Regions from separate parts of the Homo sapiens genome. Here region 1 is linked to region 2. The links are chromatin contacts, found by Hi-C or POLR2A ChIA-PET in ENCODE. All regions are on one chromosome and are shown on one strand. Each heading gives the region's core, a stretch centred on a gene start or an enhancer-like site at or near the end of the contact. The rest is flanking DNA. Distances are from core to core; before and after follow the strand shown.

Region 1 (4,000 bases), core at 1,090-3,589, 44 kb after region 2:
GAACAGCTCTCAGGACACCGGAAGCGGGTAGTCCCTTTTCACAGGCAGATCATCCCAATGAGTGTCCAGCTCTCAGCAGAGAAGAGACCAGGAGTGGGTAGCTCTTCTCCATAGGGAGGTTGTCCCAATGAGTTGAGGAGACCCAAAGTGGGTAGCTCCTTCCTGCAGCTAGTAGTCCCAATGTCTGTGTGAATCTGGCTGAGTCTGAAGTTTTTATGGGCTCAGAAGGGAGGAAGAGCATGCTGATTGGTCCATAGGCGGCCATGGGTGGGCTTGGAAAAGACACCATAAGTTCTCACTGTGGTCCACAGAACTGAGAGCCCAGCCCCCAGGCTACAGGCCTTCCCTGGCTTAAAGATGGGGTTTCACTTGGGACCCACCCTTTTCCACTCAGGAGCCTGTCTGCCTCCTGTCACCATCAACATGCTGTCCATGGCACCCAGGCTGTTCATGCTGAGAGATGCCTTCAGGCCTGAGCCGAGCTTCCCTCAGCCTCACTTCCATTTTCCTCCCATGCTCATAGGCACCCAAAGTCTGGAGGGGGTCAAGGTGGCAGGGGTTGGTGTGTCAGTACTGCCTTGAGCACACACACACCTGGCCAGCTTGTGACACCACCCGGGCTTAGCCACAACTTTGCTCTGCCCTGGAACAGGTGCCGGGATCGGGGAGAGACCAGGGAGTGGGAGCAGGCACTTCCAAGCCTGTGGGGGCAAAGAGATTTCCCAGGCCCCCAAGAGCACGGGGATGGCCAGGACCACAGCCCGTGGCTGGGTGGCTGCAGTTGTGCCCAGTAGCACAGGGCTCCCACCCCACCAACTTGGTAGAGCGCAGGGCTCCCACCTGTTCCCAGCCCTGACCGCTCCTCCCCCGTTGCAGCCAGCATCTTTGCAGCAGCTGCTACATACGGGCTGCTGCCGCCATCATAAGCAAAACCTTAACTTTTAACTTCAGAGCACTGACCCCATTTCTCTGAAGTCTGCATCTCCTGAATGGCTATTCCCAGCTTTTTGCTTGAATAAACTCTTTAAACTGGATTCTGATTCTTTCAATTATCTTAGGTTGACAGACTAGACTTTCTTCCTCCAGTCTTATATTTTCTCCTTGTCATTCCATCTACACCACCACTCCCACCAATTCAATCCATCCCACACCACTGCTTTAAGAATAGAGCAGATCCCCTCCAATCCATGGAGGATACATTCCAAGACCTCCAGTGGATGCCTGAAACCACAAATAGTACTGAGCCTATATATACTATGTTTTTTCCTATTCATACCTGTAACATTTAACTTATAAATTAGACACAGTAAGAGGATAACCCAATAACTAATAATAGAAAATTATAATAATATACTATAACAAAAGTTGCATGAATATGACCTCTCGCTCTCTCAAAACATCTAATTGTACTTGTAATATTATGAAATATTTATTTGGTTGGCTTTCCACCCAATTTTCTGGGATACAACTTCTAAATTCCTTAGAATATCTAAAGCATTGCTTTTTTGTAGGATTGGGGCTGGTCACCTGAAAGACAAATGCATGATTAGAGGGTTGGAACTTTCAGCCCCATCCCCCTAACATCCAGGGAGCTGAGACAGGCTGAATGTTAAGTTGACACCAATAGCCAAAGGTTTATTCAATCATGTCTATGTAATGAAGCCTCCCTAAACACTCATAAGGATGGGTCTGGAGAGCTTCCAGAGAGGTAAACACATGGAGGTTCCTGGAAAGTGGTATGTCCTGGAAAGGCATGGATGCTCTATGCCCCTTCCCCTATAACTTGCCCCATGCATTCTTATCTATGTTCCTTGTAATACCCTTTAATAATAAATTGGTAAGTATAAGTGCTTCCCTGAGTTCTGTGAGCCACTCCAGCAAATTAATCAAACCCAAAGGGGGAGTCATAGGAACCCAACTTGAAGTGGGTAGGAACAGAAGTTCCAGAGGCCTGAACTTGCAACTGGTATCTCAAGAGGTGGCAGTCTTGTGGGACTGAACCCTCAATCTATGGGATCTGACACTATCTCCAGGTAGATAGTGTCAGAATTGAATTGAAGAACACCCAGCCAGTGTCTGCTGAAGAATTAATTGCTTGCTTGGTGTGCGGGGAAAAACCCCACACAACTGATCACACAAGTATTCCGTGTTGATTGTTGCTGTGGTGTGAGAGCAGAGGAAAAACACATTGAGTGTGTTTCTTCAACTCACAGTACTGAACTCCCCCTTCTTGTGATGGTGTGAAATGATAAAATGCCTACAGGATCAGATGAAATGAGGTGAATGACATAGCTACTGTGACATAGTGTTAAGCTATGTCAGAAGGAGCCATGACAATGTCAACGGTTGAAAGTCAGGAGCTGAGGATGTCAATGACCAATGAGAAGGAAGCATATACAGTGTGGATATGCTAGACAAAAGGATGAATCACATTCCAGGCAGGATGGCACAAGATTTCATCATGCTACTCAGAATCACATGCAATTTAAAACTTATGAATTTTTTTTTCTGGAATTTTCCATTTAATATTTTTGGGCCATGGTTGACCACTGGTAACTAAAACCACAGAAAGCAAAACCATGAATGAAAGGGGGACTATTGCATTATAAAAATTTTGAATCTGGAAATGTCCTTCTGCAAAATCAAACCCTTCCTTGGTTCCTTGTTGTCAGGGTAAAGTCCAAACATAATATACAAGGTTCTTCAGGATTTAGCCCACCTCCTCACTTCTACCCTCATTTCTCACTACACTCCTACATTATACTCTAATTATTCTAAATATATCTTACTGTTTTATAGTCCTGCCTTTCCTCATGCTGCTCTCTGCCTGGGATGTATTTCACTTTTTTATCCTCAGAGAGAATATATAATTGTTCAAGACTAGACTCAGGCAGCAACTCTTTTCTGAAGACTAACTGAATCCCCCAGGCAGATGTAACCATCTACTCTTTGATGCCCTCAACATGGATCCACAAATGCATCTACCGAATTACTACCAATTATACTTTACTATACTGTGCTTATTTGTTTACACATCCATGCCTGAATGTCAGCTTTTAGAAGGCAAAAATCTTGCCTTACTCGCCTTACTCAACTTGTATCTCCAAGATCTAGAACACAGATGTTCAACAGCTAATCAATAAATAAATGGAAGAAATAACAAAATCATGAGCTTTAAGGAAGCCAAAAAAGAAAAAATAGGTTGCTGCGGGAAGACAGACACACATACACTTATCTTTTTTTTTTTTTCTTTGAGTCGGAGTCTCGCTCTGTCACCCAGGCTGGAGTACAATGGCATGATCTCGGCTCACTGCAACCTCCGCAACCCAGGTTCAAGCGATTCTCCTGCCTCAGACTCCTGAGTAGCTGGGATTACAGGTGCGCACCGCCACGCTCAGCTAATTTTTGTATTTTTAGTAGAGACAGGGTTTCACCGTGTCAGGCTGGTCTCGAACTCCCGACCTCGTGATCCACCCGCCTCACACATACACTTTCTAAAGCAACTACTTAATCATGATTCTAAGGAGCTGCTTTTTTGTATGTGCATGGAAAAGAAATACATTTGAGAAAAATAATATCTTACAAATGTATTATGGAATCATAGGCTTGCTTGTTTCACTCTCCCAAGAAAAAGCATGGATGGATCATATCTTACTCATTTCTTCATCTTTATGGGCTAGCTCAGAGTTCAAGGGTATAAAATCACACACATTTTGATGAAAGGAATGTACAGCATACAGACTAGTTTTGAAATATTATCCAAATCGCAAAAGAAAAATGGCTTTCATTGTGATTAAAATAGTGCCTTTAGGTACAATGCAAAAGCTTTTTAGAGAGAAAACCTTTCCTCATCCTTTCTTTTTACTTCAGTTTCAACACCAGATCCATTTTCTTATTTCTCTACCTTATTCCTTGGTGATTTCTAATGTCATTTATCTAACTCAACTATCAAAATCTCAGTGGCAGAAAGTAAAATAAAGCCTAATAACTTTATCTCCTA
Region 2 (4,181 bases), core at 1,306-3,805:
TTCCCCAATCACCCTAAGCAGTGTTGTCATCTACTTCAAAGAAAAAATAAATCTCAATTTTTTGGCATCAGACCTTCAATTTAACTACTTATACCATCTTTTTCTCCTTCCTGCATAGTTTCCTTCCACAAATATAAAATTAATTCCTCCCTCCATCCATGGCAGTGATCCTCTCCCTGCCTAATGTCCCAAACTTTATCATCCATTCTCCCAAACCTGTTCCTCCTCTAATGTTCCACCCAACAGTAAGTCAGCCCTGGAAGTCATCCTTGACTCCTTCCTCTCCAATTACCAAACCTCATATATTCCACATCCTAAATATCTCTTAAATCTATCTCATTATTTCTCTCCTCTGCCACCATTATAACTATCATCTGTCCACCCATTCTAACAGCCTGAGTGGTCTCTTGACCTCCAAGCTGACTTCTCTCTAATCCATTAACCACTTTGTAGCCATCAGCTATCTTTCCAAAATGCTGCACTGGTAACTCACTTCTTCAGTTTTATTGCCCATGGAATAAAATACAAACTCCTTACTATGTTTCCTAAGATCCTCTCATGATTTGCTCCTGCTTATCTTTCTAATGTATTTCCAGCTATTGCATTGCTTGTATGCTCTGCACCAAGCATTTGCTTACATTCACACGCATCTGTTTCCTTTGCCTGGGAGACTCCACACTCACTTCAACATTTATCTGTCTAGGTTGATCTCAAACCTTCAGTGTCATTTCCTTTTAGAGGCCTTTCCTGACTTCCTAGACTAGGACTGTTCTCTTTCCTATGAGCTACTTGACAACATTCATTGTTCTTTGTTAATTTATCTGTATACTCAGAAAGTAGGGCTCTGTCTATTCACTGTTGTGGCCCCAATACCCAGCAGTCTCAAAACTCTGCAGGCATCAACAAATGCTGCTGAATAAATGAAAAGAAATATAATAAATATATAATAAAAAGATTAAATAAACCATCAATAATAGGAGATGTGCTCCTTTATCTGGAATGGTATAAACAGTTCCTATAGATTTTCATTAAAATTAGAAGTATAACATTTCATGGTTTGCATAGGTAAGAATGAAATGGACGCTTTAAGTAATATTGGAAGCTGTTACAATGGAAAACATACTGTGACTTAATGGCTTTTGTGTCTTTTATATTGTTTCCAGGCCAGAAAGGAAGATATGGAATTTTAATACTCCTGGAGACACTGGTGTCAGAAGAGTAGTATTGAAAAAGCTAGCTTAAAGGCAGGATAAATAAGAAATCTATCAAAAAGTCTTTGAGTATAACACATACATATACACAAGGATTACATTTATACAGATACTATAAAATATTCAAAATCATTACCACTAAACAAATATACAAAAAGAAACTATAAATATCTTGCGAAAGATGACTTCAATACATGCTCAGTTATGTTTTTTTTTTCTAAAGGAAAAACACAGCAGCTGGCCTTACAATAATGAGAAAAAGGTATTGATGACTAGCCTTCTAAAAAAAAGTGCCTGAAATGTTCATTCAAGGCTGGTATTCATTCTTTATTCAGAGCCTGGTTGTCAGGCTTGAAAAGCAACAGAGATTACTGATGCATTCTAGGGCCAAATCATGGAGGACATAAATTTGCTCTTAGTACAGCAGTGAATAAAGGGAGGAAAAAACTTATTTGTATTCCAAGGGTCCTATGCATTCTGTTTGGCTTCAGTAAGATTATTTTAATTAATTATAAGCTATATGGCACAACTTGGAAATACCATAATTTGATATTCCATTTCATTAGTTCAACATAGCAAAGCCATCCTTTAAATCCTGATACTGTATGATTAGTATCTTGCATTGGTTTATTTGTACTTTTTTCCTAAGTAGATATTACAGAAATAATGAATTCTAAAAGGAATTTTTGAACTATTTAGGAGCTTTAAATTTATTTTAGATTTGCTTCAGTTTGGAAAAGTGGTTTTAAAAAAAAGCTGGGGTCAAGATATATATAGTGGAGTGAAAATGAAAAAATAAACAGCAGTGTTATGTTTGCTAAGGACAAACTTAAAGCTGTGTTTTGAAAGTAATTCATGAGAATTCCCATGAAATTAAAACACATGATCAATTTTGCTGTCTTAAGAAATGACTTCAGAAACACTAATAAGTTTCACATTTTGGTTAGAAGAATCATTCCCATACTTTTCATTTATTAAAATCACACATACAAAGTTTTGATGAAATCAGGATTAGTTTTAAATCAACTATGTTACTGAGATTAGTGGAGAAAGAAATTTTAAACAGGAGCAGTGCCTAGGAAGAAATAATTTTAAGAGGCCTAGTGGACCAAACAAAAAAGAATGTATTTCTGAACCTGTTTATGTGAAGAGATATTGTGAGCTGCGTATTTAAGACAACACCCTTGCTATTGGGCAAGAAATCTATTTGGCAAGCTCAAATAGGAAATAACTGTGATGCAAAATGGTATGAGTATCACTTGAAAAAAGCTTATAATAAAAGAATTACAGGAATTCAAAAGGAACTTGAACCCAGGAGGCGGAGCCTGCAGTGAGCCAAGATCATGCCACTGCACTCCAGCCTGAGCGAGACTCTGACCTACTGTCACTCCAGCTCAGAGTGAGACTCTATCTAAAAAAAACAAAGAAGAAATTCAAAAGGAATATGAGCTCCAGTTGTAATTAGAGAAGACTTCATGAAAATACAGATGTGAGATGGTTGTTAAGGGGCAGAGCTTTCTAAAAGTGGAAATAGAGGAAGACGTTTCATGATTTATAGAACACAACCTAAATGAACATTATTATTATCTTTCAGTAAATATTTACAACATGAAAATGATTTGGAAGTCATCTCATCTGCCCAGATTGATTATAAGTCATGAAAAGCAGTGGTGATGGTTTAAAATGTCTTATAAATCTGAAGCTTATGACTATCCTTCATTAGGAAATGATACAGAAAAACTCCCTTTCCTCCATAATGATTGCATTTTATCCCAAACACCACTGCTGCTAGGTTATTTCCCTCTCCTCCTGTCTCATTCTCCTGGGAAGGAGAAGGAGGAGAAGGAGAAGGATCAGCATAACAAAGGCAACAGACTGAAAGCTTCGAGGAGGTAGAATAAACACAGAATATGTGAATTAAGGATTAAAAAGCATTCACTGGATTTGATAATATAGAGGTAAATGGGTGATGTCGACCAAAACAAGTGAAGCCAATTGTTTCCCCCGTGGTATACAATGCATTTTTTTTTTTCTGATTCTATGCTTGTGCATGACCCTGATGAGTAGTAAATCAATTCAACAAGAAGGTTGAATTGTTACCCAGTAACTTTCATTCTTCTTAGGGTATGAAAATTGGCCACTGAATGTTCTGTTCCAAAATTCCCTAAGCAAGTTAAGCTAAATATCTGGATTAAAAGATTTATTTTGATTTTAAAATGGACACTACATATCTGGCTTATTTAGTCTGCAGGCACTTTTTCATCTTCCAAAAATATTCTGAAAAACAAAAAAAGTCTATCATAGGCTACTGAGCATATACACTGCAGGGCTTTACTGATTAACATGTCTACTTCTATTATTAAGAAATCTTCACCAATTTCCTTTTGTAACATCCTTAGCTGCTTCAAAACCAGTACTATTATGTTTTGGTTATCTGGCCCCAAATATATATATATATATTTGAGTTTTATAAAATATATATACTAGTTGCCTCCTTTTGACCATAAGAACACTTAGACTTTAAACTGTGACATATTTTCTTGAGTTACATTTGACAATATACATTATCATGAGGTTGGAAAGGAACCTCAAATGGCTCTCTAATCTCTTGTTCTTTCTAAGCTACCCAAAAGAGCAAATCAAATCTTTTATTAAAGCTATCAGAAAAATTTTTTTATGTCCAAACTGAATTGCCACAATAGAACTTGGTTCATTATTCCTATTCTATAAAGATTACAGGTCATTAGTTATCTGCCTAAATAGCCTCCTCCAAATTATCAAGTTACTAAGTGACCTCACATATCAACTATCTATTGCCACAATAATGCTGGCAGCTCAAAACTTAGGTGTAAGACAATAAGCATTTATTTTTGCTCACGAATTTTGAATCAGTGGACTGGGCTGGGCTGGACTAGTCTAGGCGAACCTTGTCCAGGCTTGCTTATCTGTCTACCATCAGCAAGCGAGTTT

What was found. A loop is a pair of places that touch in the nucleus more often than their neighbours do. ChIA-PET counts read pairs that join two places held with the same protein, here RNA polymerase II (POLR2A). Pooled maps may share reads with other maps.
Region 1: a map of mammary epithelial cell shows a loop between it and region 2 (4-fold over the local background). The contact joins two enhancer-like sites. A Hi-C loop is called at or near these places in 2 of 168 maps with a recorded cell type or tissue (mammary epithelial cell and posterior vena cava) and 2 of 50 pooled maps. POLR2A ChIA-PET finds 5 or more read pairs at or near these places in 3 of 52 experiments (OCI-LY7, Panc1 and endothelial cell of umbilical vein).

Annotation. Positions count from the first base shown.
Region 1 is chr6:110,138,537-110,142,536 of GRCh38, forward strand. The region is part of intron 3 of WASF1 (WASP family member 1); the gene reads right to left. Among named protein-coding and RNA genes, the nearest start is that of WASF1, 39 kb to the right of the region's middle. Within about 2 kb of position 2,340, at least 2 of the 41 ENCODE cell types and tissues checked have a DNase peak (open chromatin) inside an H3K27ac peak, as active enhancers do; they include mammary epithelial cell, where a contact is called at or near this core.
Region 2 is chr6:110,094,561-110,098,741 of GRCh38, forward strand. No RefSeq gene overlaps it. Among named protein-coding and RNA genes, the nearest start is that of WASF1, 83 kb to the right of the region's middle. Within about 2 kb of position 2,556, at least 14 of the 41 ENCODE cell types and tissues checked have a DNase peak (open chromatin) inside an H3K27ac peak, as active enhancers do; they include mammary epithelial cell, where a contact is called at or near this core.